Linked DNA regions of Homo sapiens: region 2 is linked to region 1. A link is an interaction called in ENCODE POLR2A ChIA-PET data of the cell type or tissue named here. Cell type or tissue: A673. All regions are shown on one strand. Links, peaks and the distances in the headings refer to the core of each region. The heading gives the core; the rest is flanking DNA. Region 1 has its middle 7.1 kb from the start of EML6. Region 2 overlaps SPTBN1 (spectrin beta, non-erythrocytic 1).

Region 1 (5,384 bases), core at 150-5,149:
CAGAGTCCTGTCTTCTGAACTGAAAGGATTGCCCCGTTGGACTATTCCAGGATGCTTTCAGTGTATTATATTAATCCCTCCCCACACCAATACTCAAGTATTATTGCTCTGAATATATAAACACTCAATAAAGTTGTTATGGACTCCTTATCCTTGGCAATCACCTGAGCCTCCTTTAGTAGAATTAAAGTATCTCTAAAATACCTTCCAGCTCTAGAATCCTGATTCTTAGGTGAAGATTACTATAGTTTCCTCTTTAGTATAAACTTCAACAGTATTCTAGAATGTATACCTGAAGGTAACACACAATTATTAATAATTATTATTAGTAATAATAATTGTTTTTAAGATAGAATCTCACTCTGTTGCCCAGGCTTGAGTGCAGTGGTGTGATCTCGGCTTACTGCATCCTCTGCCTTCTGGGATCAAGAAATTCTCATGCCTCAGCCTCCCAAGTAGCTGGAACTACAGGTGCACACCACCACACCTGGCTAATTTTTGTATTTTTAATAGAGACAGGGTTTTGCCATGTTGCCCAGGCTGGTCTTGAACTCCTGGCCTCAGGCAGTCCACCTGCTTCGGCCTCCCAAAGTGCTGAGATTACAAGTGTGAGCCACTGCATCCCGCCTAGTAATAATAATTATTAAATTATTATTTTAGAAACCTACCTAGCAGTGAGATTGTTGCACATCTTTAAAATTTTGAAACACAAATTAATACCTTCTATAGGAAGCTCTCATTGCTCTTACTAGCAAACACTGGAAAAACTTAATATCTAAGAAAAGATTTAAAACTGGGGGAAATGTAGTGCAACTTAGTATAATAGGAAATTTAATATATCTGGAAGAGATTATCATAAATTGTCAAAAAATGTAATAATGCAAATAGGGTATTTCTTGGTATGGATTTTAGAGAAGGCAAATAAATTAGTGTATAGGGCCCACTTGGGAAGAATATATAATGATGCCAGATACGGTGGTCCAGATCTAACAACTAGATGTTACCCCTATTATAAGAGATCCAAAACATTGAACTGTGTTGAAAGTATAGCATGCATTATTAGCTATATGACTGACTTTTCACATTTTTTCTTTGAGGCTAGCGTTTCAATAGGGGCTTTATTAAAAAGGTACACTATGACTGACATATTATCAGGAGGAAAAAAAGAATTGTTATCAGCGTTAATGTCTGGATTAAGAAATTTTAAGTGATGTGAAGTTTCAAATGTCTGTACGTTGCAAGTTGGTCTTCAGGCAATCTAGACTTTATGTAGAGTTCTAGCTAGTTACATTTGAAAGACCAGACTCTCTCTGGGTATCTAGGCATGCTTTTTAGAATAGGTCCTTTTCACACAGGGATTAAAGAGGCTTTTTCTCACTTGTCTGACCCGGTTCTTTTATGTTATCTTTATTGTACAGAGAATAAAGAGGAACCCCATCTTCAGTAAAATAAATCATAAAAACTTTTCGTTGATTTGATATTCTCTTAGACTGTACTGCCTTCCACAGCTCAATAGACAGAAACTCTTTATCCTTTATTTAAAAAGTTTGAAAAAAGATGGGAGGGGGATGGGAAACTTTAGAAATTTTTTTTCCTCCCCAAATGACTGATAATTGCCCATTCCCTTTAGCCCTAGCATTTTATATCTTCTAATGTGACTTGTATAGTTTATCTAAGATGTTAATTATTCCTGTAAACATGCTAAACATAGAATAAGTTCTGGATGATAGACAAAAATGCTGAATTTTAATTGAAAAATCAATCACTTCCTTTATGAATAAGAAATCATTTCTGCTCTAAAAATAACTGCCATTTAAGAAACTGAACAGACAAATGATTGGTACATATAATATGCAGGAAATCCACGTCACAACGAAGTAAAACGAGTCCAACTTTGTTTTCATTTTTAATAGCTTTGTTGAGATATAATTTAGATAGCATACATTTCACCTACTTAAAATGGTGCTCTTTAGTATATTCAGAATTGTGCAACCATCATTACCATCTAATTTTAGAACATTTTTATCATGCCTGCCCTCCAAAACCCCATAACCATTAGCAGTCATTCCCATTTCCCCGCCTACCCACCTCCAGCTATAGGCAACCACGAATCTACTTTCTGTCTGTTTATATTTGTCTATTCTGGACACTCCGTCTGAAAATGGAATCACACAATATGCGTCTTTTGTGACTGGCTTCTTTCACCCAGAATTTTTTTTTTTTTTTTTTTTTTTTTTTTGAGATGGAGTCTTGCTCTGTCGCCCAGGCTGGAATGCAGTGGCACGATCTCGGCTTACTGCAACCCCCGCCTCCTGGGTTCAAGTGATTCTCCTACCTCAACCTCCCAAGTAGCTGGGACTACAGGCGCCCACCACCATGTCTGGCTAATTTTTGTATATTTAATAGAGATGGGGTTTCACCATGTTGACCACACACCACATAAAATTTTTTATTTTAAAAATAAAATAATATTTTTAAGGTCTATGTTGTAGCTTGTATTAGTTCACTTCTTTTCATTGGAAAATAATTTTCCATTATGTAAACACATTTTATGTATTCATTCACAAATTGATGGATATTTGGATTATTTCCACTTTTTGGCTATTATAAGTAATGCTGCTATGAACATTCATTAACAAGTTTTTGTGTGGATGTATGTTATTCTCTGTCTTGGGTATGTACCTAGAAGTGGAACTGTTGGGTCATATGGTAACTCTATATTTAACTTTTTGAGGAACTGCCAGATTGCTTTCCAAAGCAGCTCCATCTTACTGAGATATAATTTATCCTCATAAGCAGTGTATGAGGGTTCAAATTTCTCTACTTCCTCTCCAACACTTGTTACTGTCTTTTTGATTATACTTATTCTAGTGGGTGTGAAGTGGTATCTTGTGGTTTTGATTTGCATTTCTGTGTTGGGTAATTATGTTTAGCATCTTCTCGTGCTATTTTTATTTTTAAGTCTTTTACTTAAAAATGTGGACTCTAACCCCATTTGTTGATAACTGGTTATATACTACTGTCAATTTTTATTAGTTTAATGGTATCTAAAGTGTGATACCAATGAGGTCAAGGCTACAAGTTCTAGTTCCAAATAATTGGTTGGTTTCATACAGAAGAAATTGTGGTTAAACAGCTACACTCATATGTCCTAACTGTGTCCATCAATCTGACAGGCTTTTAATTTATTTTTATTTTTTTGAGGCAGAGTCTCACTCTGTCGCCCAGGCTGGACTACTGCAGTGAACTGTGATTGCATCACTGCACTGCAGCCTCAGTGACAGAGTGAGACCCTGTCTCAAAAAACAAACAAAAAATAAATAAAAAGCCTTGTAATTTTAAACGTACAAACTTTCCCCTGCACCCAGGAATATACTGTACAATCCTAGCCTCCCTTGCAGCTAGACACACTTGGTTACTAAATTCTGGCCAATGGGATAAAAGCAAAAATGTTGTATGAGACTTACAGAAAATATTCTTAAAGGGAGAGGATATGCCCATCTTGATTTCTCCTTTCTGTTAGCAGGAATGCAAATATAACCACTAAAGTTTGTTCTATCGTCTTAGATCATGAGGTGAAAGACGTGTGCTGGATGTAGCAAGACAGGAGGGAGGATTCTGAGGATCGGACAATTTCTTGAAGCTGCTGTACAAGACCTCAACTGCCTATCTCCACACTTTTTATGTGAGAGAGAAACTTCTACCTTCTTTAATGGTTTGAGATCTTTAGTCATTTGCCATTAACCTTCATCATAACTGTCACAGTGCTATAGAATTTCTTTAATATTTCAGAATATCTGCCTGTTGCCTTTATACGTAATTTAGCTAGTTATAATTCTGATGTTACACTTTGTTCCTCTCAGAACTTACAGACACTGCTCCATTTTTTCTGGCAGCATTGCAAGTTGCAGTGTAGAAAACTGAGACCAGCCTGATTTCCACACACATCCTCGATTTTTGTTTCTACCTAGATCCCTGAAATAAATTTTCCCAATTTTTTATTTCAAAAATTAAAACAAGTAGAAAAACATCTAGATTCAGCAATTGCTGATATTTTCCATATTTGCTTTGTCTCATGTATGTGTATGTCTGCATGTGTATGTATATATTTCTCTATTTCCATCCACATTTCTTCCTGAATTAGCTAGAAATAAGCTGCAAACAATATTTTACTACTAAATACTTCAGGATGTGTTTCATAAGATTTTCCTAAAAATAAAAACAGCAATTCCTTAATATCCTCTAGTATGCATTCTGCATTCAAACTTCCCTAACCACTGTTTTTCCCCACATTCTATTTAAAATGTGGGGGAAAAACAAAACAAAACCAGCAGGATCCGATCAGGATTCACACAGTGTTTTTCGTTGTTACATCTCTTTAGTCTCTTTTACTAAAGCAAGAATAATCCCTTGCTTTTTAGTTTTTTAGTTGTTGTTATTACATTTACCTTTTGATGAGGCTAGGTCATTTGTGTTATATACTGTCCTACCTTCTGGCTTTACCTGATTGTTTTCTTGTGATTTCAATTAACTCATTCATCTATGCCATTTTTTCTATAAACTGAAAGTTAGGTCTCAAGGCTTAATTAGACTTGGGTTAGATATTATTTGGTAAAAATGTTTTATGCAGCATTTTATACTCATCACATCAGGAGGCAGGAGGAGCAAGTTGTTCTGCCACTAACGACACTAAGTTTGAAAAGCTGAGATAGTGTCCTCCAGATCTCTTCATTTAAAGGTAAATAATCTGTGGGATGATTTTTTTTTTAGCTTATAGGAACACCCTTTCATCGGATTATTTCAGTATACAGTCGATCCTTGAACAACACAAGTTTGAACTGTGTGGGTCCACTTTATATGAGGAGTTTCATTCTGCCTCTGCCACTCCTGAGTTAGCAACATCAACTCCTCTTCCACCTCCTCCTCAGCCTACTCAACGTGAAGACGTTGAGGATGAAGACCTTTATAATGATCCACTTCCACTTAATGAATAGTAAATATATCTTTTCCTCCTTATGATTTTCTTTTCTTTTTCTGAGACGAGGCAAGGAGGAGCAAGTCACATCTTACATGGATGGTGGCAGGCAAAGAGAGCTTGTGCAGGGAACTTCTGTTTTTAAAACCATCAGATCTCGTGAGACTCATTCACTATCACGAGAACAGTGCAGGAAAGACCTACCCCCATCATTCAACCACCTCCCACCAGGTTTCTCCCACAACACATCAGAATTGTGGGAGTTACAATTCAAGATGAGATTTGGGTGGGGTCACAGCCAAACCATGTCACTGATATCTTAAATTCATGTTGTAACTAAGTTCTTCTCTAGCAGAGAATGTAAACTGTCTTCCAGATGGGGTTCTTCATCTATCTTTTGCATGTTATA
Region 2 (5,384 bases), core at 96-5,095, 58 kb before region 1:
GATGTCCCGGGGATCCTCTTTTTCATACAGATCAAGGAAAAATTACTGCAGTTGACGGAAAAGAGGAAAGAAATGATCGACAAGTGGGAAGACCGATGGGAATGGTTAAGACTGAGTAAGGATGTAGTTTATCTTTCTGCTCTTTTGGGTATCAATGGAAAACATGCACGTTTATTTTCTTGCTTTAATTCATTAATGTTATCATTTAAAGATTGTTCGAGTTGTAGATGCCTTTTTAGTGCCCCGTTTCACCATTTCATGGTAAATACTACTTTTAAGAAGCTTCCTATGGCGTAGTCATTTTTCACCTCTTGATTGATCTCAGTGTCATAGGTGGGATTTGGATGTTCTTTAGGGATGACAGAGGGCACCTCCCTGGGAGAATACAGATAGAAGCCCTCTCCCCCATTTGTCTTCAAGAATTCTTACTACAGAATCAAGTTGGAAAGTTGATCTCATTAAGTCATATTTGGTGCTCTTAGTGGAATGTTGATAACATAATAAAAACTAACATCTATTAAAATTTTGCTGTGAATGAGGCATTGTTCTAAGTGGTTTTTTAATGTATTTCTGTGTTTATTCCCCAAAGTGACCCTGTGAATTAGATTCTATTTTTAATTCTCATTTTATAAGGGAATATGTGAGCTAATACAGGGTTTATAATGTACAGTATTAGGAATAGCATTTCATAATTGGTATGAGCACTAACAGCGCAATTCTAGCATTGCTTACCATGCTTTGCCATTCTCTGTTGGAGTTCTGGGCTCTGTCCTTATGTTCTAACTCCATCTATGCATGTTATGGGGGTTTACTAGAAACCAAATGCAAGGGCCTTTTCTGAGAGGTTTGACGGCACACTCTGTTGGGCCCAGAGCCCTCAGAAATCCCACTTTTTGACCATTCTTTGCAGGAGGATTTGGTCTGTATGTTTTGAGAATTGTGGGGCAGTTTCATTCAGCTCAGCAAAACCCACATTACACACTGAACCGGGCACCAGCTTGTACACCAGGGACACAGTGATATGCACAGTCCCTGCCTTGAAAAGCCAGTAAGTCCCTAGTGCAGAGGTGGCATCTTCTTCATGTAGTCATGTTGGGGGCTACCGAGGTGCTGAAAGCAGATAGCTAGCCAGCTCCTTGGGACACCAACGCTGCCCACAGTCCATTTTTTACCTCAATGATCCCAGGCTTTGCTGCATGAAATGAAGTGAAAATCAGTGTTAACTATAGCAGAAAGCCTGGTTCTAACCTACCTTCTCATAACTATGTTGGAACTAGTGTTCCATTTCCTCACAGGTGGAAGAACAGAATGAAACAGAGCAAAAGCCTTGGTCCCCACCATCTGTAGTGTTCCCATATCCTTCCCTCCCTCTAAACCCCCCAAAATAAAACACACAACTACCGCCCAAAAGAGGGCGAGTTAAGAATGCCTGCCCATCTGGCTACGTGTAGATTGTGAATTCCTGCAGGTCTCTGAAGGCTTAGCTCATGAAGTGGGGCCGAGTGAACAGAGCGTTCACTGTAGACCTGCGCTGAGCAGTATGATAGCTGCTTTCCCACGTGTGGCTCTTGAGAACTTGAAATGTCTCAAATTGAGATGGGCAGTGAATGTGTGCCGTAAAATGCACATCAGATTTAGATTTAGAAGAAAAAAGATTGTAACAGATCTCAATAGTTTTTTTCATATTGATTACATGTTGTAATAATTTTATACATATTATGTGAAATACACTATTAAAGTTAATTTCACCTATTTATTTTTACTCTTTTTAATGTGGCTACTGGAAAAGTCAAAGTTGCAAGTGTGGCTCACATTACATTTACATTGGACAGGGCTAATTTAGAGTAGACGATAGACTGGTTATGCAGGTAGCCATCACCAGAGGGCAGCAGTGCCAAGAGGTAAGGCCATATGACTGCCCGGCACCTCCTGGTCAACGTGTACTAACTCATGGTACCCTGTGCAGTTCTGGAGGTCCATCAGTTCTCAAGAGACGCCAGTGTGGCCGAGGCCTGGCTGCTTGGACAGGAGCCGTACCTATCCAGCCGAGAGATAGGCCAGAGCGTGGACGAGGTGGAGAAGCTCATCAAGCGCCACGAGGCATTTGAAAAGTCTGCAGCAACCTGGGATGAGAGGTTCTCTGCCCTGGAAAGGCTGACTACAGTAAGTGGCCGCTGGGCCCTTTGTCTGTTGGTGCCCTGGGCAGCCTTTTCTTCCTGCTTGCCTCTTAGACCAGGGAATTCACACGATTGCTTGTTTTTGTTTTTTGGGTTTTTTTCAAGTAGTGAAGATCATCTTAAAATGGGTGGCTCCTGTGGAGCAGGACCTAGGGAGAGGGTCAGGACTGTTACCTCCTCAGTCACATCCTGGGCACCTGGATTTATGATCCCTTATAGTAGCTTCCTGCCTGGGGGTTGATTGGTGGTGTTTGCTTTTTTCTTCGAATCTTTCATTCTCCCCTATCTCATAAAAGCTTTGTTCTCAAGGGGGCATGGCCTCAAAATTTTCTTCAGAATTTCAGAATTAGAATTCCCATCAAATGGAAGCTTAATCCTAGCCTGTTGTTAAGTCCCCAGTCCTGATCCCCTCTTCTGTCAACATAAAGGCCTTAGAATAGGATTTGTGCACTGGTGTTTCCTCTCCCAAGACTTTTGCATTCCTGGTAGAAAGCTGATCCTTTGCAGTGTACAAAAATGGTGTTTCTGGTTTCCAGTTCTGGGTGTTTAAAATGTACCTGCATACATTTGTGTTAAAACAGAGTACTTCTGGTACATCCATATGACTCATGAAATGGCTTTGTTTCAGTTAGACTATTCTGTGGCTTTTTAATGTGTTGTTTGGGTTTTGGCTGAACACAGATCCCCACCACAGCACAAGCGGCTTCCTTGAGAATTATTGCAGCTCTGTCCCTGGTGTTTGTCTGAGCTCTCCTGGGGAGTCCAGCATGAACCCTCAGGCTCAGGTACTTTTCTCCTCAGCAGAGTTGAGAGTTGCATAGTTACTTTAGAAATTAAACCCAAGCTCCCAGGGGTCCTACAAACAACTCACAGGAATTTTGCCAGCCCATGGAATAGACTATTTCCTGTAGTTTTAGGTTGTAGCTGCAGTTCCTGTGAACCTAATTCCATTTGGCTCAGGATGTTAGAGCTTCTTGTCCAGTGTGGTCCAGTTTAGCAAACTAGACAGGAGGACTTCCTGGGTTCCTAGAACCTTTTTCTGAAAAGAGGCAGAGTTTGGGACTCTACCAAACATCACTCTATTTTCTCTTAGTTGGAGTTACTGGAAGTGCGCAGACAGCAAGAGGAAGAGGAGAGGAAGAGGCGGCCGCCTTCTCCCGAGCCGAGCACGAAGGTTTCAGAGGAAGCCGAGTCCCAGCAGCAGTGGTGAGTCCCAGCAGCTCCAGAGGCTGGACCCTTAGCCTCGGTGGCCAATGAGGTTTATGGGGCATCTTTCTGAAGCCTTGCATTGCTAGGCCTAACCACATGCCCTGCCTACTGATTGCTTCCATAGACTGTTTAAAGGCTGTACAGTTATCCCTAAATAACCTTGGAGGGCACTGATTTGTCCACAGTCACATAGGTATGTAGGTGGCAGAAGTAGAATGTAGACAGTGCCCTTTCTCATCCTGTGTGCACACACACAGGATGCTCAGAACTTCCATATGATTAAATGCATGGAGTGAACTGCCCAGATTTTAGGCCAGTGATTTTGTGGTGATGCGTTTTTTGAGAGTTCTAAGTAACTTCACACAGAGGGCAGCAATTATTCTCTACTTCCAAAGGGCTAATTATTTTGCTATGGTAAGAGTTCCATGGCAACCTCTAATGCTGCCTTTATGTGGTGGAGCGGGGCATAGGGCATTCCTGTAGTCGTATTTTTCTGTCTAGAGTCTATTTAAAACACTTGGAAGTTTCAGATTTAAAAAGAATTAAATTATGTGAAAAGGTTGCACGTAATAAAATTGAGTGATGATGTTCTCCCACCCTTTCTTACTGTTTCCTCTTTCTCCTCTTCTTCCTTTCCCTTCCTCCTTTTCCCCTCTTCCCTAACAGGGATACTTCAAAAGGAGAACAAGTTTCCCAAAACGGTTTGCCAGCTGAACAGGGATCTCCACGGGTTAGTTACCGCTCTCAAACCTACCAAAACTACAAAAACTTTAATAGCAGACGGACAGCCAGTGACCAGCCATGGTCTGGACTGTGAAGTTCACTACCATTTGTCAAGAATCACCCTTTCCAAATCCTCTGGGTTTTGACTTTTTGGCTTCCACTTCACCCAAAATGTTAAAATTTTTACTTAATTCATAGCCTTCCTTGGTTTCATATTTGTTTGCATTTAATTCATGTTTGAGTCTCTTAACTGATGGATGCCCACTTGCCTTAAAGCAGCATACTTATTTTTTGTTTATTTATTGTGAGCTTTTTACTTTATTAAGATTTTACAGCGAAACCCTTACATGAGTAATTGAAATGAAATTAAATGAGATTACAGCATAATGAAGAAGAAAACTAGAATCTAACAGGTATGACACATTCAGTTATTCTAACAGGGCACAGTACTGTGCTATATGTAGCCGCCTTTACAGATGTTATTAACCTATAGTAGTTTACTATTAACTAGGAAGACTGGTGTATGAGGAGGGAGACATTCTGTAATAAGATTAAAACCTAAAGTCAGCTGTGTAACATTCCATGAAAGATGCATTCATTTATTGAAGATGACAAAAAAGGGAGTCAGATATATTCTGGAAGCTATTTTAATTTTAGGCACACAATCTCATACATTTTGAGACCCTTGGGTCATTTATTACTTTTTACAAACTAGTTCCTCTCTTTTTTTCTGCCAAGTCCTGAATTGAAAACTGTAGGCTTCCTTGCACAGATGTTGCAGCCAGCCTCAGGAGTAAAGTGCCCGCTGACTGCTGCCGCCACCTCTGTCTCGCTCCCTGTCAGTGCTGCTGGCACGTGGGACGCGGCAGGTGACAGCCGTTCTCAGCATGTTTTAGAAGCTTGCCTCACAGACTTCCATGCCTCTCCATTCAGCCGATGACTTCAGGGTGTCAAACTGTTTTAATTTTTCAAACAAATGGAACAGAAGCCATTGTGGTTCATCCTGATTACTTGAACGTTGCACTTGGTGGACCGTGCCTGGGAGCGCTCGCATGCCCCCTGGCTTCAGAAGTCATGTCAGTGTCTCTGTAGACAAACTCCACTGTACATCTTGGATTAATCTTCTGATTCATTGTTCATTTTCTCAAGACTTTTTGTGGAATTCTCTGATAAAGGAAGCTTTTAGGATGGTATCTATCAGGCCACCAGCAGGAATTGAAAATGTTTTCACAAAAATCCTTTTCCTTAGAAATAAAAGCTGGTGACAGAGATGGT

What was found. Peaks named below come from ENCODE experiments on the same cell type or tissue, not always from the same donor. Only the 100,000 strongest peaks of a DNase experiment are listed, where the experiment ranks them.
Region 2: POLR2A ChIA-PET joins it to region 1 with 15 read pairs; 10 of 35 experiments call an interaction of 5 or more read pairs at or near these places.

What each region holds. Positions count from the first base shown.
Region 1 is chr2:54,713,840-54,719,223 of GRCh38, forward strand. No RefSeq gene overlaps it. Among named protein-coding and RNA genes, the nearest start is that of EML6, 7.1 kb to the right of the region's middle. In A673, for the core only: no CTCF peak of the experiment used is centred there; no DNase peak of the experiment used is centred there.
Region 2 is chr2:54,655,884-54,661,267 of GRCh38, forward strand. It overlaps SPTBN1 (spectrin beta, non-erythrocytic 1), which reads left to right. Exons shown (of 36, transcript NM_003128.3): 29 at 31-115; 30 at 1,967-2,163; 31 at 3,271-3,383; 32 at 4,053-4,116. Among named protein-coding and RNA genes, the nearest start is that of SPTBN1-AS2, 21 kb to the right of the region's middle. In A673, for the core only: CTCF peaks have their summits at 1,878 (motif pointing right) and 2,080; no DNase peak of the experiment used is centred there; H3K27ac peaks cover 912 bases.